Regions from separate parts of the Mus musculus genome. Here all the other regions are linked to region 3. The links are chromatin loops, found by intact Hi-C in ENCODE. Cell type or tissue: left cerebral cortex. All regions are shown on one strand. Region 1 overlaps Map9 (microtubule-associated protein 9). Region 2 holds the start of Npy2r (neuropeptide Y receptor Y2). Region 3 overlaps Rbm46 (RNA binding motif protein 46).

Region 1 (8,000 bases), 490 kb after region 3:
TTTCTAAATACTGCTTCCCTGATGACCATAAGCCCCATCATTTCTCTCTACAGAGTCCTTGGGGCTCCTCCTCATCCGACCCTAAGCAGCCATGCTCAGTGGCCTGTGAGCAGCATGGAAGGTGTCCCTGTCCGGCTGCTGACCACTCGTGCTGCCTGCTTCCTGGCTCTTCCACTTTGGAACTTGTGTTCTGGGGACACAGAGACTTTATCTGTTTTGCAGGCAGGCACAGACTCTCTACAACACATCTTTCTCAAGGTACACGTCCACATCTAAAACATCTGCTCCTGGCTTCTTTTCTGACAAATGTGCGTGGGGTTCGAGCCTCAGCACCAATCATCGCGCCAAGAAGCTGTCGGGTTATTTTTGTTTGCATTGTGTCATGAGCCACCTCTTAAAATACTTTCTCATGCTCAGTACAGTACTGCCTGTGGCACAACGTTGAACTGATCTCTAGAACATGCTCGCCTTGCACAACGGATACCGTATAGTGTTGAATATAAACGCCCAATGATCTGCTCTCTCCGGTCCCCAGCGATTCCTGTTCTACTCTCAGTTTCTGTGAACCTGACCCCTTCGGAGGCCCCATGCTTCCCTTTAGGCTCTGACACTTGTCTCCCTAAGCTTCCCAGGAGAGCCTAACCTTGGAAGGGCTGCAGGGATCGATTTTTTGTCAACTTGACCTACACCTAGACATGTCTTGGAGGAAAAGAATCTCAACTAAGAAACTGACATTTAGGCAAGTGTGTGGGCATTTTCTGATTAATGAGCAATGTGCAAACAGCCAGCCCATGAGCATGGTGCCACTCTCGGCAAGCGTTCCAGGGTTGTGTAAGAAAGCAGGCTGAGCAAGTCAGTGCCCAGCATTCCTCTGCTTCATTCAGCTTCAGCTGCGCCCCGGGTTCCTGAGGGAGGCTCCTGTCCTGCTGTCGCAGATTACAGATGCTAACGTAATAAATGCATTCTTCCTTGTGCTACTTTGAATTGGATCAGCTTCTAAAGACTCAATTTTGAATGCTGAACGAGTACCAGTAGGAGGTGTGGCCTTGTTGGAGTGGGTGTGGCCTTGTTGAAGAAAATGTGTCACAGAAGGTGGGCTTTGAGGTTTGAAATGCTCAAGCCTGGATGTTATGAGAAAGTGAGGGAAAACCTCAAAGATATGGGCACAGGGGAAAAATTCCTGATAGAACAGCAATGGCTTGTGCTGTAAGATCAAGAATAGACAAATGGGACCTCATAAAATTGCAAAGCTTCTGTAAGGCAAAAGACACTGTCAATAAGACCAAAAGGCCACCAACAGATTGGGAAAGGATCTTTACCAATACTAAATCAGATAGGGGACTAATTTCCAATATATACAAAGAGCTCAAGAAGCTGGACTCCAGAAAATCAAATAACCCCATTAAAAATGGGGCTCAGAGCTAAACAAAGAATTCTCACCTGAGGAATACCGAATGGCTGAGAAGCACCTGAAAAAATGTTCAGCATCCTTAATCATCAGGGAAATGCAAATCAAAGCAACCCTGAGATTCCACCTCACACCAGTTAGAATGGTTAAGATCAAAAACTCAGGTGACAGCAGATGCTGGCGTGGATGTGGAGAAAGAGGAACACTCCTCCATTGTTGGTGGGATTGCAAGGTTGTACAACCACTCTGGAAATCAGTCCGGTGGTTCCTCAGAAAATTGGACATAGTACTACCGGAGGATCCAGCAATACCTCTCCTGGGCATATATCCAGAAGGTGTGCCAACTGGTAATAAGGACACATGCTCCACTATGTTCATAGCAGCCTTATTTATAATAGCCAGAAGCTGGAAAGAACCCAGATGCCCCTCAACAGAGGAATGGATACAGAAAATGTGGTACATTTACACAATGGAGTACTACTCAGCTATTAAAAAGAATGAATTTATGAAATTCCTAGGCAAATGGATGGACCTGGAGGGCATCATCCTGAGTGAGGTAACACAATCACAAAAGAACTCACACAATATGTACTCACTGATAAGTGGATATTAGCTCAGAAACTTAGAATACCAGAGATACAAGACACATCTGCAAAACACATGAAACTCAAGAAAAACGAAGACCAAAATGTGGACACTTTGCTCCTTCTTAGAATTGGGAACACAACACCCATGGAAGGAGTTACAGAGACAAAGTTTGGAGCTGAGATGAAAGGATGGACCATCTAGAGACTGCCATACCTGGGGATCCATCCCATAATCAGCCTCCAAATGCTGACACCATTGCATATACTAGCAAGATTTTGCTGAAAGGACCCAGATATAGCTGTCTCTTGTGAGGCTATGCCGGGGCCTAGCAAACACAGAAGTGGATGCTCACAGTCAGCTATTGGATGGATCACAAGGCCCCCAATGGAGGAGCTAGAGAAAGTACCCAAGGAGCTAAAGGGGTCTGCAACCCTATAGGTGGAACAACAATATGAACTAACCAGTACCCCGGAGCTCGTGTCTCTGGCTGCATATGAATCAGAAGATGGACTAGTTGGCCATCAGTGGAAAGAGAGGCCCATTGGTCGTGTAAACTTTATATGCCTCAGTACAGGGGAACACCAGGGCCAAGAAGGGGGGGGAGGGAAGTGGGGGGGTATGGGGGGAGTTTTGGGATAGCATTGGAAATGTAAATGAAGAAAATACCTAATTAAAGAAAAAAGAAAAGAAAAGAAAAGAAAAGAAAAGGAACTCACGGAGCCCTGCCCCTTATTGATGAACTGTTTACTGCTATTTACTATTTACTGCTATACCCTTACTAATGAACTGTTTACTGCTATTTAGATTCAGGGAGTGGTAACACCACTGCCCGCCCACCAGAGACACAAATAGGCCCCAAAGGATACCTCCAATGCAATAGACATGCATATGGTCCTGGTTAAATAAAACTGAACCAAAATTTGTGAACCTGGGAAAGGGCCTGCCAGGGGTTGGGGCAGGAGTCTTGGTAGAGATGGGAAGCAAATAACAGAAGGAGGGGAGTAACCTGAGAACACAATATACATGTGTGAAATAGACCAAAAAAATTGATCCATAGAAACTACTTTTAATAAATACTTCTTTAAAAAAAAAAAAGAAATGCTCAAGCCAAGCCAAGCCAAGCCCAATGAGAATCAGTCAGTCTCAGTCTCTCTCTCTCTCTCTCTCTCTCTCTCCCCCCCCCTCTCTCTCTCTCTCTCTCTCTGCTGCCGATCAATATGTAGAATTCTCAGCTTCTTTTCCAGTCCCATGTCTGCCTGCATGCCTCTTACTTCCTGCCATGACGATAATGGATTAATCCTCTGGCAACTGTAAGCCAGCCCCAGTCAAATCTTTTCTTTTATGAGAGTTCCTGTGATCATGGTAATATACATCTTCACGACAATCGAAACCATAATGAAGACACTCCCCAGGTTGCTTCCGGTTATGGTGTTTATCACAGCGACAGAAAGCAAACGCAAACAGAGTTTCCCCTTAACTGCCTGGGTAGCGAGAGTGAGAAGACATCAAAAGTCCACAGGGCAGGGCCTGATAAACACTCAGGGCTCAGGGAGCACTCACAGCGGTGGAATGATGTCTTCCAGTTTTATTCACTGGCTTGTCAATTACGATTGCAACTCTTTGGGGTGAAGCTTCTCCTTGCCAACATCTGTACAATTTTTGCAAGTTAATACATATCTCATGATCTACCTTTCCCTCCTCCATCCCCTCAACTACTATATCACAGAGCCCAGCCCAACACCACACTTTATCACGCCTCCTCTTCCTCTCCGTCCCCCCTCCTCCCCCTCCTCCTCCTCCAGACACCTTCCTTGACATTTTAGGTAACTCAGATATCCACTTTCTGCCATTCTTACTATAACTTTCATACAGTTTCTTACTAAACTCTAAAGTCCCCGTCAACTGGTAAGCCGTTTGAATGTAGTATTCTTGCTCATCATCAGTTTGTAGCATGAGGAAACACAATGAGTTCAGAATACACACAGAGAGACAAATTGATAACTTGCTTATGAAAAGATCCTAAATATTAACAATATTTCACTTATTCTAGAACTTTTCTGAGCACTGCAAATGTAGAAAATAATTGTTGATTTTAACTCTTGAGTACTGAACCACTTAGATGTGTCTAAACTAACATCTCCATTTCACAAATAAATTAAATGAGGTCAGGGTTGAATTGTGCCCAAGGCTAAAAGCTCCACTAAACTGCAGACCTGAGATGAATGCAAAAACACCTTAACTATAGCACCCTGCAAGACCCTAGCAAAAAACCGCCATAGTAACAGCTGCTCTGCCAGGCCAGAGTCTGGTTAGCACAAGCGGTACAAAGGTAAACGGGAGCAGAGCAAAGCATCAGTGGAGTGCTGTGGGCTTTGGAGGAACCAGAGGCTTCACGCAGGTCTGGCCATGCTCTACCACTGACCTGCGCCTCACATTACAAATATCAAGTTCCAAACACTCCGGGAAAGGCTTCTAAGAATTAGAGAGTACAGCTAAACCCAGGAAGCGCATCCCTCTTTTCATGAATGAATTAGCTGGGTATTCTATTCATCCATTCATTTAGATCCTTCAGGAATTCTCTGTGCCAGGCATGTTTTAAGGCCACTAGCCTCAATTTTTATTCTTTGCACTGGAAACACCTGATGACCTTAGTATATTTTATGCCCCAATTCCTCTTCCAGAAATGCTTTCAAGTTCTCGGGGGAAAAAAGTAAGTTCTTTTCATTTGAAATTCTTTGTCTCAACCCTACGGAGATTCTCTACTTAGTGATTTTCAGCTTGGAAAAACTGAATGCACCCACGCCCATGGGTGCACACAGATGCTGCTGCCACCTTGTGGCTAGAATGGAGTATTGCCTTACTCATTTTAATTCACCTTTACTGCAGCTTCCCCCAACCCACTTTTCCCGTAGTTTAGGCAAGCTCTTGTGTTTTAGTCTGCATCTATGTAGTGCAGGCTAGCCTCAAACTCACAGCAATCCTCCTGCCTCATGATCTAGAGTGCTAGGACTTCAAGTCTGCACTAACACACCAGGCTCTAGCATAGCTTTAAAAATGTATTAACTAGGTGGAGTATTGTTTAACACCTACAGTAAACTGATAATTATACACATCCAGACTAAAGTTTGTTGCTATATTTACATTTCTCCTCTGTCTCCCTTTTTAACTTATCTCTCTGGTCAGTTCTGGACAAGCACTTGGTCCCAGTACAATACCCCCGGTCCTTATATATTCTTAACATAGTTCAACTATGTTCCCGTCTGCCTGTGATTCCCCCCCACACACACACTTGGAAAGCTCAGGTTAGAAGTTGGCCCAGCGTCCTTACGCCATCTGCTCACATTTGATGGCTTTTTCTGGTTACTTCAAAAGATTCCTAAAGCAGTATTGCAGGACAAGAAAAGCAGGTTTGTCCTCCCACTCACCAGGCTCGAGCGCCTGAAACTATTCTGCCTGAATCACACGCAGCTCACATGTGGCAACGCTTTTGTATCCATGTCTTGGACACTTTCCTAGGGGTCTCTGCTCTACTTTTATCCTTCTAAGGTTCCCAGGTTGCACAGGGAGGGAAGGGTCGTCCTTTAACATACGTCTGAAATAAAGTCTTACCTGATGTTACTGGTACTATCTACCATGGTAAGTATGAGCCATCTGACAGCACCACACTTGAGAGCATGACAGGAGGGGGTGGGGTGGGGATTTTAGTCTTCTCAGCATCAACTAGTTTTTCCTTTGTCAAACAGAAGGAAAGATAACCAGGAGACACCAAACCCTCGCCTTGCCATGCTCCTGTTCCGTTGCCTCTCCCAAGGGCTCCCAGGGCACCACTTCTTGGCCGTCCTCACTCCGTCCTTCCTCCGGAAGGTCTAGAGTTCAGTAGACTAGTGGAGAGTTCTCCAGTACTTCTCAGTCACACTAGGAAGCCACCTTCAGGAAGCTGGGCTTTGGCTGGCAGCATATGCAGTGCAATAAACCAAAGAAAGCTTCCGGTCTCTTAAGGGAGAGGCAAGACACTTCATCCAACAATAAAAGCAAAAGCTTAGTATGGAGAAACGCTTCCGTGCTCCATGGTCCTGACTTTGAACTCACAGCCTTGGCCATGCCAGCCACCCACCCACCACCTCACCACACCCTCAGTCTTCACAGATGACCGTTTCAATCTTGGCAGCTCTTGGGGATTAGAACAGTTTCACGGCAGCTCCGGCTCCACAAACAGAATAGAAGCTGATGAGCCAGGTATGTGGGAGCCACAGCTGTGGGTGACCCCAGCTGCCCTGACTTTCTCTCCGGCCCCAGCACAGACTCCAGAGTGAATGGGCCTTTGTAGCTATGGTTACTAAGGGACGGGTGGGAAACTGGAAACTTAAATACATTAGCCACCATAAAAACGCATTTCGTGACATGTTATCCTGAAAGGACTGCTCTGGAAACACAAGGTCAGTAATTTCCCAGCTTACCCGAGGACGTGCTTCTTTTGACGGGGTGCATCCTGGGTGTAGGCTTCACTGTGATGATCTCTCTGCCGACTTCTCGATCATCATTTTGAGATTTGGGGAGGGAATCTCCAGTCACATCTTCTTGAGCATCCGGTGACGAGCCTTCGCTGCCCGGAGTGCTGGAGTCCAGAGCATCGTTGGATATTGCCCTGTTTACTTTCTTGGTTTTCAAAAAAGACAGTCTTGGAGAATTTTTTTCCTCATCGTCGGATATATGAAAATCATTCATCTTTTTTCTAACTAGACTTTCATCTGTCGAGGTATCTGAAAATTCACCTAAAGAAACTGGAAAGAGAAACAGGAAAAGATGTGCTCAGCAGTGTATTTTAAACATTCAAAAGCTATGTTCTACTTCTTTGAAAAGTAACACTACCTTCATAAACAGAAATGGCTAGAAATAAATCAATAACCCTAAATACATCCATATTTATTTTGTTACTCTTCAAACCAGGAATCTAGGTAGGCTTGGTTGGCAATTATCAAATAAAGTCTGAGTTTCATTAACGTATTCAAAATATTTATCAAGTGCCTACAGCACTGTATTTTTTGGGGGAGGGTATGTCCATCAAAGGTTGTTCAATGTAGCACCCATCCCAAAATACAAAGATGATACTGTCTAGTAAAGAATATTCTAAGAAAGAATACCAATTTGGCAAGACAGACATGATTGATTTAACAGCTATTCAGAATACTTTTACAGAAAGCATTTATCCAGTGAATATTTCAAAATAACACACTTAATTTCAAATCAGAATTTTACATGATTATATCAGAAATCTAAAGTTTAATGTTTTGCTTACTTAACAGAAACCAAGTTAATGTGCTGATTGAAGGATCTATTTTTCAAAATGACCCACATTGGTGGTCTGAATGAACATGGTTCCTAAAGGCTCAGTAACACTCAGTCCCCAGTTGGTGGCACTGTTTGGAGCGGAGCTCCTCCACTGTCTTGAGGAAGTTCATGGCTAAGGACAGGCTGTGGAAGTGCACAGCCCTGTCCCGTTTCCAGTCTGTTCTCTGCTTCCTGGCTGCTGTTGATGTTATCTTTCATTTCCAGCTCCCGTCCCCAGGCCTGCAACTTTCTGCCATGCTGTCCCCACCGTGCTGGACTGGCTCTCTCTCTCTCTAACCATAAGCTTAAAAAACTTCCTTCTTTAGGTCATTTTGGCCATGGTGTTTTATCACAGGAACAGAAAAGTAACTAAAGCAGAAGTTGGTACCAGAGAGTGGGCTGTTGCTGTTGGAAACCTAGCATGCTGGCTGTTCCTTGGAGGAATGTGGATTATCTTAGAACTTTGGATTAGAATAGAACTAAAGGCTTTAAGGAGACCCTTAAAGACTGATGTTCTAAGAGTAATTGGAACTGTAGAGGTCTGGGTCAGGAAGTTTCTGGAGGAAACTTTATGGCCATTCCTGTGATATCTTGGTGAAAAATCTGGCTCTTGTCATGAGCCCTTGCCTGAGGATAAATGTGCTGGTTAGTTTTTGTTTACTCGACACAGACTAGA
Region 2 (8,000 bases), 310 kb after region 3:
AGAGACCATGAGGACCCAGTGATTGGGTCATCCTTATCTTCTTCTTCTCCTCCTGCTCCATCTCTCTTACTGTAAGAAGGTCAGATCAATAGATTTGATCTTCTCCATGACCCATGATGACTTGCTGACCCACCTAAGGCAAAGGTGCAAGCCTGTGAGCTAGACACATGTACCTACTTCATGGATGGTTTTCTCCTGTATGTACCGTAGCAGTGGAAAGCTAGTTCAACTGGCAGTCAAACTGTGGCTCTCTGCCTCTTGTATCTGTATGTTCTGAGGAATAGGCAGTGGAGTAGAGGAAATTTTTGTGGAGACATATTTTAAGCATTCGAGGACATTTATCAGACTTAAATGACACAAGAGGCAATAAGACTGGAGATCCCTGGAGGTCTCTACTGCAAATAGCTCTCTAGTCTGCCCTTTATTGAAGGTTTTACTTTCTACTATTTCAGTTTTCTACCCACTATATGGAACTTTCCAGAAAAAACAGTTTGTAAGTTTAAACTGCATGCCATTTGGAGGAATATCATGAGATATTTGTGCTATCTATCCTACCCAGGTTATGAGGCATTTTTATATCTAGTGTATCCAGAATACATATGCTAGCAGTCTGTGTTTCACTTGGTGGTCACCTCCCTTCTGAGAATGACTGTGGTAGTGTTGAAGTTCTTGTGAATAAGCAACCTCTATTATATAGCAGTGGCCCCAAAGGGCCATAGTGATGTGATTCAGATAAGCCAAATGGAGATGTGTGTTCCTTCACATCCCCACAAGAAAATGTTAACTACAGTACGATAGGCGATGGAGATGTGTTTATAAAACTTTTGTTACATTCTATTGTTATAATTGTTCATTTCATTATTAGTTGTTGTTGTTCTTACCTTCTGTGTCAAGCTTTTAGCCAACTTTGTCATGGTTTCTGAAATGTTCTAGAGGTCTCTGAGTAGATCCTCCATGTATAAAGGGGACTGCTCTCTACTTTATGCCCTTTTTTTCTTTCTTCTACCTTTCTGTCTACTTACCACCTCATTTATTTTGATATGCTCACCTGGAATTTTGACTTTTTCTTTGACAGGGTTTCTCTGTGTAGCCCTGGCTGTCCTGGAACTCATTCTGTATACCAGGCTGACTTTGAACGCCGAAATCCACCTGCCTCTGCCTCCCAAGTGCTGGATCAAAGACATGTGTCACCACTGCCCAGCGAATTTTGGCTTTTAAGACATCACTTGGCACCACTGCATTTCAAAAGATGCTTTATTACATTTGCACAAGTGTGTGTAGGGTATGTATGGGTGTGTGTGTGTCTACATGTGTGGTGTCTGTAGCTATGTGTGCAGAGTATGTGTGTACAGAGCATGTGTATAAGTGTGCATATGAAGGTGTGTGCATGTGTGCATGTGTATGTGTGTGTGCATGTGTGTTTGTGTATGTGTGCATGTGTGTGTGTGTGTGTGTGTGTGTGTGTGTGTGTGTGTGTGTGTTTGGGGGGTATATGGAGTTAAGTGGTAATGTGTAGGGACAGATTCTCTCCTTCCACTATGAGGGGCCTCAGGGGTCTAACTCAGGTTGTTAGGTTTGGTGATACCTGCATAACCTACTGAGCCGTCTCACTGGTCTAAGTTTTTAAGAATACAAGTTTTGTTTCTTTAAAAAAAAAAGAGAGAGAGAGAGAGATCTAACCATATTAAATGTAGTTTTTGTAGGTCATCTTATTGGAACCTGAGAACAGGCCTCTGCCTTCAGTTCCTTTGTGTGCTATGTATTTCTTCAGTTCCTTTATGTGCTATGTATTTCTTAGGCTGTGTACATTCTTACCACTTTCTGCTTTCTTCCTCGACCTAGCCTGGGAGCACACAGCTACTGCTGGCTCTACTTATGTAGGCATTTGGGGGTTTCTATCTTCTCCCTATCTGTAGAAGAGTTGGCATCTATTCTGGAAAGGTATGGAATTGCCCAAAGAACTGAACTACTCATCAAGAGAGGAATCTGGTTTGATAATCTTGTCCTGTTTCCATTTAGACTATCATTAATTCAGCAGCTTCACAGGCTGAGGGTCCTTCCTCAGAGCTGTTCATTGTTCCTATAGCTTGTAACATGTGTGCCTTAAAGGCCTTTCCTTAGAACCGGACTGTGCAGTGTCATAAGTTGGCATAGCTATGTCGATAGTGTGCTGCACGGTGGAAGGACTTTCACCTCCCAGATCAGCTTCTCATCCAATCTGTACTTTATTGAAAGACTTAAGTCCTGTGTTCTTTGTTATTATTGGAGTTACAGATCAGAGGGGTATGGAGCATGTGAATCATTTAAGACGCTGGCATGCCTATAAGGAAGTGAGTTCAGTTTTCAGAAAGGGCCGCTTAGAAGCCTTTGTTAATCATTGCTATGAGAGAAGAGTGTTTTGTGCAATCACTGCTTGAAAAATAGGTTAAAATCCTCCAAAACTATTATGTTCAGCAACCCTGCTCATCAGATTTGTTTTGGTCATTTGCTTCTATGTCAGTTTTCAAAAGTTGAACTTGTTAGACACACAGAGTCCTTCCTTCACCGTCCCAATATTAAGAAGCACAGAGAGCTGAACCTGATGGTGCTGCCTGCAACACTGACTCCTAGGGAGGTTAAGTAGGTTCAAGGCCTGCCTGGGCTACATAGAGAACACTGGGTCAGCCTGGGCAACTTAGTAAGATGCAGTCCTCAAACAAAGCAAAAAAACCAAAAACAGAAAAAAAGTATGAATCTGAAGCTCAGAGGCAGAGCAATTCCCAGCTCTTGTGAGGCCACAGGAGTTACTCATTCCCCAGTGTCTCTTTTTTAAAAAAGGAATCTGTTCAACTGAAAGCATATGTGCGAACAAGAGATACTTCCCTAAACCAAAAAAATGCTTACAAAAAGGACTTTAAGCAGAGTGTGTAAAACATCATGGCTTCTCGCAGGCCTGCTGCCTTTTATGTACTGGTAATTGAAAGGCCCACGAAACACTGTTTTATAGGTAGCTTCTTTAGCATGATGTCACATGAATTGAAGATTGATATCAGATTCTATACTTCTTATGACCTATAATTAGGGTGTGTGACTTTCAGTGGCCACGGGACTGAAAATCCATTTCCCAATAAAGGAGTAATTATTACTACGTGGGGGAGTACTTGTCTTTTAAAAATAGGTTAAGTATAACTTTTTTTTTTCGAGACACCTAATCTAAATCGAATCATTGTTTTGTATCCTTCAGAGACATTCTGAGAACTAATGTGGCCATCCTTATTTTATAAATTAAAAAAGAAAGAAAGAAAAGAAAACAACAAGAAGAGTGATCCAATGCAGCGAGGTGACTTGTGCAGCTCTGAGAGACACGGTGGTTAAGACAAGCCTGGCTTCCTGGCTTTCAAGTCTCTACTGCCCCCTTTAAAATCTGAAGGAAAAGAGACTTGTAGCAAACCTCTGGAAAGACTGCTGGTGAATGAAGAGTTTGCAGGGTAAGGTTGAAACAGCCCTCTAGCGTGACTGAAAGTCCTGCATGTCCTCTTTCAGCCTTCGGGCTTCACTCCTGAGGAACATTTCCCGAGGCATGGTCTCCCTGCTCTCTCGAAATCTCGAATGGTGCAAGAACTAAAGGCGAAGAATTTTGAAGTCAACTAATTGGACAAAGAAAGACTGTTTTACGACCCACTGCTGTTCTCTACGTTCTTCCCGAGGGACAGTTTTGCCAGTGTTCCGCTGGGACACCTGGGCTTGTGATCTGAAGGCGCAGGGTTCCAGGGACACCTGTTAAGGGCTTTGCTGCTCCCGTCCCCCAGGCACTGGACTCGTGTTAACCACAGTTCCTGTGCCTGCGCTGTGTGGCAGGGCGCGCTGGCTGTTTGTCCTTGGGATCCAGCTTCTGCGAGGAGTTCGTTCTCCTCCTTGGTTTTTACACAAGGAAACTCCTAGCCCAGAGTGGGATTCTGCCCCTCCACCCCAAGTGTGGAACCTCTCTCCAGCCCACACCCGCAAGCCTGAGGTGTCTGTCGCTGTTCACATAGCCAGGGACCACAGCTCCCTCCCTGCATCGGGGTTCGCCACTGCCCTGCACTTTTCTCTGCAGATTAGGTGAACTCCTAAGTGGAGTGAATAGCAGCTGCAGGGAGTGGTGGCGAGGAACGATGAGGCGCTACGCTGCATAGCGTGCAACTAAGGTTGGAGGACACTAATCTCCAGTCTCTGACTACGGGGAACTTATCTGCCTCACTCCCTCGCTCCGCAGTTCCCCTACCTGTGTCCTTTCCTTCCAGGGCGGCGTTTCTCTCCACTTCTATCTCCGATCCTCCTCCCTCCCCACCCACTCCTACCCGGGGCTCTGAGCTGTGCAGTGCGGGGTCCCTGATCGAGTGGCTTTAGAGGTCCACCGAGAAGCCGAGCAGGCACAGCATTGCAGCTGTTCCGCTTTGCCGCTCCTGCTTCTGATCTCACTTGCTGGCTCACACCAAATCGGACCTGCTTTGGGTGCCTCCCAGGACTGTCTCCAGACTGGCTGTTTAGATAATCCCTTGCTTGAAATTCCTGGATTCCTCATCTGAGAAGGAACGCGCAAGAGTCAATACAGTAAGTAAGTTCAAACTCCAGTTCTCCTTCTGAGATCATGAACAGCCCTAGAGGAGCCCCGGGTCCTGTCAGGGGTAAGAGGGCATGGGGATGTGTTCCGAAGGGGAGCCGCCCACCCCTCCAGGCATTAAGTGGAACACTGGAACTAGGTGGGCTAGTACCACTTCGCTTTTCTTCTTTTGCTGGACTTTTTCTTTTCTGCTGAAGGTTATAGACTGTTCCTTGATTGAGCGCTACAGTATGAGACAGTAAGATATGACTTTGCCCCCTCTTTAAAACTCAAGCACTTTCTGAAGTGCAAGATCATGTAGGGTTTTCTAAGGCTGTTCAAAAATAGAGATTTATTTAGGCTTCCATTCATTTCCCCAAGATGGGGTCACCTACTAGTAGAAGTCTGTGGTTGTGTGGCATGGTGGTGGTGGTGGTGGGGCAGTAATATTTAAATGTCATTCTTAGTAGAGACTAGTCATTAAAATCCCAGTGTCATTTAAGAGACTACACTACTGTCAAAGACAGGAAGCACAAATACAGGAAAGAGAAGCATTCGCTGACTTTTCAGATGATCCATCCATCTCTACTTAGGCAAACAATAATGCCCTGTATGTTGCAGTGTTAAAGACCGCATCTCCCCTCACAGGAGATCCAACAGGTGCAGGCAACTATAGTTTGTAGCATGGAACTTGGGGGTTTTCCCTGGGAAAACAATACTGGAAGGAGGGCTAGACAGGGATGTCACACTTTGCCCACCTGGAGTGACTCTATCTCAGAAATAACTTGCAATTCCAGTGATTTCAGCATGTAGTTAAAGCAGGAGAAGGTTTCTGGCTTATTAAAGAAAGCACCTAGAGCGTCAGAAGGAAAAAAGCATCATTTCCCTTTCTACACTGACTGCTTCTGTAATAAACTCAGTCAAGGGGCACCTGTTCAAGAGAACAGCGCTATTCAGAGTTTTGAATTTCTTGAATAACCTGAATGTCTCATTTTGCCTTGTTTCAAGGAAAGGCTCTCCCCCTTGCCTCTTTCTGGTTTGACTGGGGGCCTCAGGAGTGTCACGCGTGGCAGTGTCTACCCTCACGTTCTCTTTCACTCTCCTACTTTTCCAGAAGTGCTGTTGTGAATGATACATTCTGTGTCCTGGGTAGTGCTTTGCCCAGCCCAGGGCTAGTACTGTGCCTGCATGCAGCTCAGAGTGTTCACAGGGTAATAGCTTGCAGATCGATAGCCATTCCTGCAGAGGAGCTGTAAGACTCCAGCGAAAGGATTTCAGAGGGAAGAAAATGTGATTGAAAAGAAAAAAAAGGAAGTAGTCAATAAATCAAATGCGCTTCTCTTCCCAGTGCCCTTAAATCTGTGCTTACACTCAGCTCGTGGGTGCAACTTTTGCAAGTCTGCTCAACTCTGGTTGCCGTGGATGGTCTGAGTAACTGCTCCATGAAGTCAGTCTCTTAGCTTAGGGAAAATGGGACAGCCAATCAAAGGGGCCAGGGTTCAAATGCCATGTTTTCATAATGGGCAGTGGGGCTGGTATCCCTGGAACGTTCTGTTTGAAATCTATGTTGACTTGTATAGAATGGACCAGTATAGCAACAAAGGAAAACACACAGAAAGTTCCCAGGCCCCTAGAAGTGTGTGTGTGAGTGTGTGTGTGTGTGTGTGTGTGTGTGTGTGTGTGTGTGTGTGTGTAGCGCAGGGGCAGGGGAGATATGAGCATTTGAGAAAAAGAATTCTATGTGGAGCATACTGACAGGCGATTTCAGAGGTTGTAATCAGGAACTGATTTAATAGGGTCTTAGGGCAACCTTCTTGAAGAAGCAAGTAGCAAGTACCAGACTAAGAACAAGCAAACAAACCTGAGGCTGCTATAGCAAGGCAAGGAATCCTTTGTGTTTTTACATTTATTCAAGAAGGGAATTGAAATTATACTTTGTATTAAAAAGGTGGCAGTAGTTATTAATAAAATTGTATTCTCCTTTAGCTTTGTATTGGTTTTGTCCAATAATTGAGTAGCTTTACTGTACCAGAGGGTGCACTGTGAGATTAAACAAAAGGTCTTTAGAGATGGCTGTCCTAGGTTGGTAAACTGGAACAGTCACACTGTGGGCAGTGATTAAAGGGAGAATGAACCTTCTGAATGACCGGAAGAACGGCAGAGTCCTCAGTTCACCACATGGGGAAGCCTGGGGTGTTCTCAACTTGGTAGCCATTCAGTATGACAGAGCAGCAGATGTGTATTGAGATGTCAAGGAGAATCAGGACAGAGTGTCTGCAGGGATGTCGGCAAGCCTTGAGTGCCATAGTAAGGAGCTGAGGTTTACTTTAGTGAGAAAGCAAATTAAGATGTGTTTTGAGCATATCATGAATCAAAAAATTCCATTCAGGGCTGTAGATGCGAAGGAGTCCACGAACAGAGATGGTTATATAAGAGGTGGGGGGATGAAGACTGAAAGTTAGGCCAATTTGAGATTACAAGAATAACACCTTGTTACTACCTTAAACCTAAGGGAGATAGAAAAGTTAGGCAGTGTAACCTAGGCCCGCAAAACACCTCCATCCACCGGAAACCATCACAAGGGGTCTACCCTGTGGTAATCAAGGCCACAGAGGAGCTGCCGAGGCTACCCAGGGTACAGAGAGAGGAAGGAGAAGCCTTGGTTTTTCCTTCCTTTTGCTTTCTCTCCACGCAGCTTTCTCTTTAAACTTATTTATACATGTATAGTGTGTGTGTGTATGTGTGTAGCTTTATGTGTACACGTGTGCATGCATGTTCATATGTATAAGTGTGTGCTAGTATGGGTGTGGTGTATGTGCGTATGTGTGCAGGTGTGGTGTATGTATGTATGTATGTGTAGGGCATATGTGATGTGTACTTAGGGTATGTATGTATGTATGCTTGCATGTATGTATGTATGTATGTATGTATGTATGTATGTGTAAGGTATATATGAATGTGTATAGGGCATATATAATGTGTTATTAGGATATGTATGTATGTATGCATACATCCATGTGTGCAAGTGCAGGTATGACATAGCATACATACAGGGGTGAGGACACAACTTCAGGCCAAGGTTTTTACTCATCACCTTGATTCTTTTTGAGACTGGGTCTCTACATCCACCAGGATGCCTGACCCATAAGCTTCTGAGAGTTCTCCTGTCTGTCAGAGTAGCTGCATTATAGCTGTGCACTAAGCTTCCAGCTGTACATGGGCTCTTTTCATATCTCCCCACTTGCAGGGCAAGCTCTTTATTCACTGAGCCAACTCCCCGCAAGCCTCCTGCTTTGTAATCTCCTTCCAGTGCCTTGCATTGATTCAACCCAACCAGGATCCTGATTAAGTGGGAGCCTGAAAGTGAGGGAGGGTCTTATGCAGCTCAGTGGTTCAGAATAGGACAGAGGCAGGAAAGGTGGGAAGTAGAGCAGGGGCA
Region 3 (8,000 bases):
TGATTCTTAAGAGTGACTCAGGTAGTGTTTTTAATATATTAATGCATTTTTGGCTTTATTTTTAAAAAGCACTTCAGAAATTTAATTTTTTAGATAGAATGAGTTATTTAAAGATATTTTCTTTGGTTATATTAATTTTCTTGAAATTTGTTTTGATATTCCTTTAACCTTATCAATTTGGTGTTTTGTTTTTTTTTCAGTCATCATTATCCAGTTTTGTCTTGGTGGGTTTTTAAAATGATATTGCTAAGCTATCTACTTACCACCAAGCTAAACCCAGTGGCCAGGTGAGCCTTGGCTATCTTGAATGTGATATAAACAATCTTTTAACTGTTTATTTTTCCATCTCTTCAAGAACGTGCTGTTAATATACATAAAATTTCCATATAATCTTGGACTTGCTGTCCCCATTTTTCATTTGAAAGCTTGAGTAGGAATAAAAGATGCTATGTGTTTAAATGACCATTTGTTTTGAAACAAAAACAAAATCAGTGCAGGTCTTTAGGGATAGTTGACATCTGAGTAAGTATTAGAAGCCTTGCTATTCACTTCAAGTGACTTGATTGGAAGAACCATAGTAGTTAAAGATGGAGTTTTTGTTCTAACTAAAGCCGTCTCTCTTCTGATGAAAGTAAGATAGCTTTGGTAGAAAGAGGCCAAATTGGGCCGGAAGGAGGGTTAATCGCTGATAGAACCTTTTATTCTCACTTCAGCGTTAGAGCTGCTGCTATGTTCATATCAGAAGAACTTTCCTCTCCCCAGTCATCCAGTGAGATTAGCAGTCATTCACTTATTATTAAAGATACAATGCTTGGTTTTAAAATTTAAAAATACTTAAATTCCATTTCATGTAAAATAAGAAGGATATATTTTCTAAACGTACCTATTTATGTATGTAGGTTTCTGAGATAGGAACTTGCTGTATTGGCTCATACTAGCCTTGAAATTTATTTCTTTCTAGTTCAGTCCCCTGAAGTCAGCAAACTTAATGGGTCAAATGCAAGCATGTGGGTAGGTTTATACTTAATGTTTGGTCAGTGGAGACCTGTGAGATAATTGACTATCAGTTCCTTTTAAATGTGACTCTGTTCACACTTAAATTTTATTTATTTATTTTTTTTTGCTAGAAAACGAGAGGCAGGAGAGAGAGAGGTGTCATACATGTTGCTAGGAATAACCTTATCAAGCTGTGTACCAACAGCTCACTCCAGGCCAGCGCGCCTCTCCTTGTTTCAAGGTTTGCTGCTCTCTGATACCAGCGGCAGATTTGTTTTCTTGTGTGACCACTTGGTGTTTTTAAAAACAGATTGAGATTCTCTGCCGGAAAGATTCTTGAGGTAGCTTTGGGAAGGTTTGCTTTGGGGATCTCTGGCAGATTTTAAGAAGAATTGAGGAAATTCAGAGACGTGATATCAGTTTCTTGAACTCTCCTTCATTTTTCTTTTTCAAACAGTTTACAGTATATACTTGCTTTTTCTCTGAGCAACTAATTTTTTTAGATAATTCCAATTTGTAGAAACTTATGTGTCAATGTTCATGGTTTTAATATCACTGCTTTTCTCTATTTAATCTGCAGTTGATATGTCTTGTATCTGATTTGAAAAGAGACACAGGGTTTACTATTTTTTCTAATTGTTGAATGGAATTTTGTAAATATTATATTTTTTGTCTTCACATTAGGTACATTAGGTGTTGACTTCTCTATGTCACACAACTTTAGTTAGATGCTGAGGAAAAAGTATTACTATTGCGAGTTTGGACCTGAAAGATAATTGGAGCTTTTTTTTTCATGAGCTATTATTTCCAGATTGATGGGCAAAGTATAAGACATACACAGGGTTTTAGATTTAGATAATTTGTCAATAAATTTGTTTTGAAATAGAAGACTTTAGTTTTTATTAGAAGTAATTCTAATAGATATTTAAGCTAAATTTAAAATGATGGTTATAATATAATGAAAGCTATAATTGTAAACAAAGGAAAATTCTTTCAGAATATATTCCTTCTAGATTTAAGTAGAGATCTTTCATACTATCTCAAGTTGACACTTAAAAGAATAAAATAGATGAATTTGCTTTAAAATTCACCTTGTTAAATGAGAAGCAGCCATCAGTTCTAACATTTTACACAATCCACAATTCACTGTCACATGACCAAATGATAAGACCAAAATTCCATTAACTCAACTATGTGTCTTTGGCCCTTAAAGAGGGTCTAGTTTTTTGAGGGACCTTAATCAGTATCATTTTTACCTTGCTAGCACCTATTTTAATTAGTGGGCCACAAATACTCTGCAGTTAATATGAAGAAGCAGCTTACTGGAGGACTAGAACCAAAGCACAAGACTCCTGCAGTTTCATTCAGTATCAGCACTGAATAGAGATGTTGGAGGAATGGTTTGGCATTTGGACTTCAAAATGTCAGGGTTATTTGGTGGGCTCTTGGGATTTTTTGAGATTCTGTAGCTCTTGTTAGCCTAAAACTTGATATATAGACCAAGCTGGTCTTAAACTCACAAGAGATACTTCTGCCTCTCTCTCCTGAGTCCTGGGATTAAAGGAGCGTCCTACCATACATGGGCTCCTAAGGATTCTTTTTATCTCACAAATTTATAGTTGGTTATTAAAGGGCATGTTCAAGTATCTGTGCAGCAAGCTAGCACCTCAGTATACGTGTATCTGTCAACACACATGTTTGCGTTCTGAACATTTGAAACCAGGAGCTCTGTTTCCCTAAGAGCTAACCCAAGTCAAAGCTTATGTGTGACTGTGTAACTCTGGCCGACCTGGAACATACTGTGTTGTCCAGGCTTGCTTCAGAGTTACAGAAATCTCCTGCCTCTGCCTCCTGTATGCTGTGATTCATATATTTTTTCATAGACGTACAACAGTGTGAAAGTGAGTGAGTCATCCAACTCATGTGTGAAGGGGCAGCCTTTCGGTCACTTACTTCTCGGAAGTTTCCACCAACCTGCCTGGCTACCTACCTGTCCACCCACCTGTCCGTCTGTCTGTTTGACCATCCATCCCTAAGTCCATGCATGCATCATATCTATCTGAGAAAGGCCTTCTCTGTAGCCCTGGCTGTCTGTAGACCAGACTAGTGTTGAACTCACAAAGATCTACCTACCTCTGCATCCCAAGTGCTTAGATGAAAAGTGTGTACCACCACTGCCCAGCTTCCTGTAAATTATAGTTAGACCAAGATTATAAAACAATGATGTAGAAGTTCAGAAACATTTTGTAACAATATTAGAAAGCTAGTGTTAAAGTATATCAAGGCTATATTCGTTGTATAGTTATATTTATTAACTGCTTAAAGTGTTTTTCTGTTATTTTGCTTATAAATTAAATTAGCTTAATATTTTATAGTATAATTTCTTAGTATCTTTGTACAGTGTGTGCGTGTCTGTGTGTTTGTCTGTGTGTGTCTGCAGCCACCATGGCCATCAGAATGACCGTTTAGAATTGTTCAGAATGACTGAGTAGCCTGGATTGGCTAAAACTTCTGGAGTCTGACCCAGAGTATTTAATTTTAGGTGAAAAATTCCCTGCTGATAATGAATTCAATCCTATATGCACAGTAAAGTTTAAGACTTTATTCTGACTTTCAAGGTCACTGCAATAATATGTCTAATATGCACATAATTGAAACTCTTTGTGAAATGTGTGTGACATCTTTTACATGCAACACCTTCCAAAAAGATAGGTTCTTCTGGGTGAGGTTGCTGACCACACAGACAGTACAAATGTCACCCAGCTGTGTAAACCATGCCCACTCGCTGCCTTCTGGGCAAATAGCAGGCGACATTCCTGTTTTCCCCTAGTGCTTATTATTGGTGTTCACAAGGCCTGTGCCTCCAACATCTGTCTAACATATTCCTAAAATTCTTGCTATAATATACTTATTTTCAACAATAGCTATCTTTGTATTGATCATTGATTTTCTAATTTTGCCATTTAACTTATATAATAGTTTAAAATTTTCCATCATATTAAATATTCAAGTAGATTACAACGCATGGTGGATGTCAACAGCAATTAATAGTTCTGCCACATGGTGTCGCCAAAATACATGATTTAAAATGAGTTGTTTTTTTGTGTGTGTGTGTGTGTGTGTGTGTGTGTGTGTGTTTACTGTTATTTTTATTTTAAGCTTCTTTGTTTTCTTTTTGATTTTGTGCCTCACATACTAGTATGAGACATGAGAAATAGCTTTCTTCAGCCTGTCATTTCTGCTTAGTTATTATTTAATATGCAACAACAGTTTATGCTGAGGCAATATAATGTCAGTGGACTAGTGACTAGAGACAGATGTCACAGTAAGGGCTTTTACTGACAAGAATTTATTTTGTGATTCTTTTTTTTTCTTGTTGAGAAAGGGTTTATGAAGTGCCAGTTTGCCTTAAACTGCTATTTAGTTAAGATTGGTCTTAAATATCTGGTCCTTCTGTATTTATCCCCCAAATGCTGGGAATATGAACATTTCTTACTATATAAATCCATTTTGTGCTTCTAATATTCTAAAATTATTCTATATACCTTTGATTATATACATTTGTTTAAAATCAGAGAGACTCCTAATAGCTAGTGTCTTAATGTATCACCAACCCTAGAACTCATTTTTTTTTGTAGAGGTGTTTTCTATCCAAGCTCTGGTAGCACATTACCTCAAGAGTAACGGGATTGTCTATAGACTTACAAGGACGTGTTCTTTTAAGTGTTATTATTGGGTAGACTTGCATTAATTACATGTGGGCCTTTATTTGTCTCCTAGAAAGTTATACTTGAACTATAACACCTGCATTGGATTTTTATATAGGCAGTGGTTCATATTTTATGGAAATAATTTGCCAGATAACATAATATATGTTATATATTATAATTCTATAATATTAAATATATTGATATTAAGTATAATATAAATATTATATTACCTATATTAATATTAAATATTGGATATAGTTATATAATTATAATAAAATAACATATTATGTATTATTTGACCCAGTACTCCTTGTGTTGTTAACACACTGATAATATAATGATTTGCATACAAGTCTCTCTGTAATTTAGACAAAATGGTGTATAGGATGGGGGTAGGAAAGATGGCACGAAGTAAAGAGTACTTGCTGCTCTTCCGAGGGCTCCCAGGGTTCTAGCCTCAGAACCCTTGTCGGGGGCTCACAGCAACGTCAAGGGATCCATCATCACCCTCTTTTGACTTTCAAGGTCACTGCATCCACATGTACAGACCTAATATATGCATAACTGTAAAAATTAAAATCAAAAAAATTAAAAAAGCTCATTAGATTGGGACTAAGTGGATAGCTTAGTTTTAGCCTTCATTCTTAGTAACCTTGTCTGCTGCACAGTTCCCTTCTGCCCAGAAAAAGTGTGTAGGCCCACAATCATTGCAAAACATTAACTGGTTGTAATTATATTGCCTGATAATTTGGTAATTGTTCGTGGAACCAGCCTTTTTGCTGTGTGTTTAAAATAATGTAACGTGGGACTTGGGTGCTCTCTCAGTGGAGAGCTGTTAGTTTTGCAGAGGACCTGGGCTCATTTCCTCCATGGAGGCTCAGCCATCTCCTTCAGTCTCAGGAAGGAGATCAGCTCCCCTCTGTCCCATCTAGGCACATGGCACATGGCACATGGCACACACACCCTGTAGGGCAACATTTAATAACAAATGAAAGTAAAGAACATTCTAAGAAATACATGTTATTTGTATATGAACCTCAGTAGTTGACAAATAAACATGAATTAGTTAAAAAAAAAAAAACCCAGGATAGAGAATTTTACCTTTTTTTTTTTTAAACTATAGGAGCTGTCCATGGTTATTTTTATTTTTCTTGTCTTATAGTTTTGATTGTCCTTTATCATATTTTAAGTGTGTTATATGTATTTCTTCTAATAACTTTTTGATAATTCAGTTTTGCTTGTAGATTATTGTAAGTACGTGAGCCTCTTAGCTTATTTTTTCATATTTATTTTAGCAGTACATATTCATGTCTGCTTGTTCACTGGTACAAACTATAAAAACCATGAATGTTATACAACTGGAGCATGTGTGTCATATATGTGGGTAGCTTTCCTGCCTTCTGCTCTCAATTGTTTTTTGGGGGAGGGGCTGAAGAGAGACCAATTCTGTACTTACTAGATTTATTAAAAATTGGGAACACAGAATTAATTCATAAGATTCAGGAGAGTCATTATGCACCTTAAGTAGACAGGATTAGAAGTCTGTATGACACTAAACAAATGCAGTATTTTACAAAGTTAGAGATTGGAGCAGAGGAATGTGTGTAAACTTAATGGGATCTTACTTAGGGAGAAAATATTTGATGGATTCCATTGTATGAAATTTAGGTGTAACATGTATGAACATAGTGATGATTGCAGAACATGGGGACAGTATGTTTTTCCTTAAAATTTAGTGGGGAAAGAGAAGAGTCTTAAGCACAAATATGATTATATGCTCTGTAAAGCACTCCTAGTTGATAGGGGCTTTACAAGTATGAAAAGGTCTTCCTCTTGTGTTTTGCTTGTGATACACTTAATATACTTGTTTTTAGTTCTCATTCTGAAATAATATATAGGTAGATATCTGTCACTTTTCTCAATTATGTACCAGCATTTTTAGACTGTCAGGTGATGGCTCAGATCTTAAGAGTGTTTATGCAGTGACAAGAAACAGAGTTGGGATTCCAGCATCCACGGAATGAGCTTAGTGTTTGGTGAACACTTGTAACAGCTCCAAAAGCTCTATTTTGGCCCATCTGCATTTGCACAGGTATATGTGTACACACATGCTCACGTACACACAAATAATGTTTAAAGGGCTATTTATTTATTTATTTGTGTGGTTTGTGCTAGGGAGTTGCTTCATTAGCCAACATTGGCTGAGGCAGATGACCAGGCTCTTATACATGTTTGAAGACTCGGAAAACTGCTCAGTGATGACAAGTGCTCTATCCTGGACTAGGGAAATTATCCCACTTTCTTAAGCCTTTTTTTTTGAATGTTTTACTGAACAATACATTATGTTTTCAGTTAAGTTTGAGATTCTGAAATTCTGTTAATAATGTGATGAAAAATTTCTACTCAGCTCCTAATTATATATATTTAAGCTTGTGACATGAGTATAATGAGACTGTAATTGATATATAAGTTGATTAAGAAAGTGATTAGGAAAATAAAACCAAGCAAAACTAAAAATGTCCCATATGACTATATAAATATAGAGCAAATCCCCTTTAAAAAGCAAGAATGATTAACAATCATAGTTAAGTCAATGATTTTTTAAATTAGGCATGATTATTGTCCAGAGGAGAATTTTGAAACTTATTATAAAAGGAACTTACTTAAATTTTCTATTTATGAATATAAGTTTTTATTTTCTAGATTATATAACTTGTCTGACTTTATTATATGCATTTCTTATTTTGTGCATTTTTACTATTAAATACTTAAAGTGGAAAAGAATGAAAACCAGCAAGCAAATGCTTAGATTGTTTTTTTTTTTAAGCAAATTCAGAACAAAGTCATTCTGTTCTGCAGTCTCAAATTAATATAATCCAAAGCAAACCAGGAGAATTGCATGATATCTAGACTACATAATTGTATATGTGGCATGTTTGCTTGGAGTACCACAGTCTAGGTAAGCCTGGACAACTGGTGACTGACTGATGACTGTAATAAGAAGCAGAGGGTTGATAGTTGAAATATCCGGGACTGTTTGGTTTATAATATTCATATTTGTACAGAGGGACTACAGTGACTGTCTTCAGATGTCTGAAGAGTGGCATGTAGAAGAAAGACTTTAAAATGTATCTTCAGAGTTCCAGGAGGTGGAAGTTTAAGTCCAATAGAGGAGTGATTTAGGGAGGGAGCTAATGGCAAGATTCTAGAACTGTGGAAGCTCTTAAACCCTGAAGGCAAAGACATTGCTGCAAACTTATACCTTGAAGTGACTCACATTTTCAGTACATATTT

Evidence for each region. Hi-C counts contacts between places; a loop is a spot of excess contacts. Peaks named below come from ENCODE experiments on the same cell type or tissue, not always from the same donor. Only the 100,000 strongest peaks of a DNase experiment are listed, where the experiment ranks them.
Region 1: a loop joins it to region 3, with 10 times the contacts of the local background. A loop is called at or near these places in 34 of 42 quality-filtered maps.
Region 2: it touches region 3 in a loop (2.5-fold over the local background); 4 of 42 quality-filtered maps call a loop at or near these places.

What each region holds. Positions count from the first base shown.
Region 1 is chr3:82,362,068-82,370,067 of GRCm38, reverse strand. It overlaps Map9 (microtubule-associated protein 9), which reads right to left. Exons shown (of 14, transcript NM_001081230.1): 4 at 6,454-6,777. Among named protein-coding and RNA genes, the nearest start is that of Map9, 8.0 kb to the right of the region's middle. In left cerebral cortex, CTCF peaks have their summits at 4,833 (motif pointing left) and 7,397 (motif pointing right); DNase peaks (open chromatin) are centred at 4,830, 5,382, 6,104, 7,474 and 2 more places; H3K27ac peaks cover 2,007 bases.
Region 2 is chr3:82,544,409-82,552,408 of GRCm38, reverse strand. It overlaps Npy2r (neuropeptide Y receptor Y2), which reads left to right and starts at 4,324. Exons shown (of 2, transcript NM_008731.3): 1 at 4,324-4,572. In left cerebral cortex, a CTCF peak has its summit at 3,429; DNase peaks (open chromatin) are centred at 3,480, 3,928 and 4,402; H3K4me3 peaks cover 1,183 bases.
Region 3 is chr3:82,853,683-82,861,682 of GRCm38, reverse strand. All of the region lies in intron 4 of Rbm46 (RNA binding motif protein 46), which reads left to right. Among named protein-coding and RNA genes, the nearest start is that of Rbm46, 19 kb to the left of the region's middle. In left cerebral cortex, a CTCF peak has its summit at 4,035 (motif pointing right); a DNase peak (open chromatin) is centred at 4,051.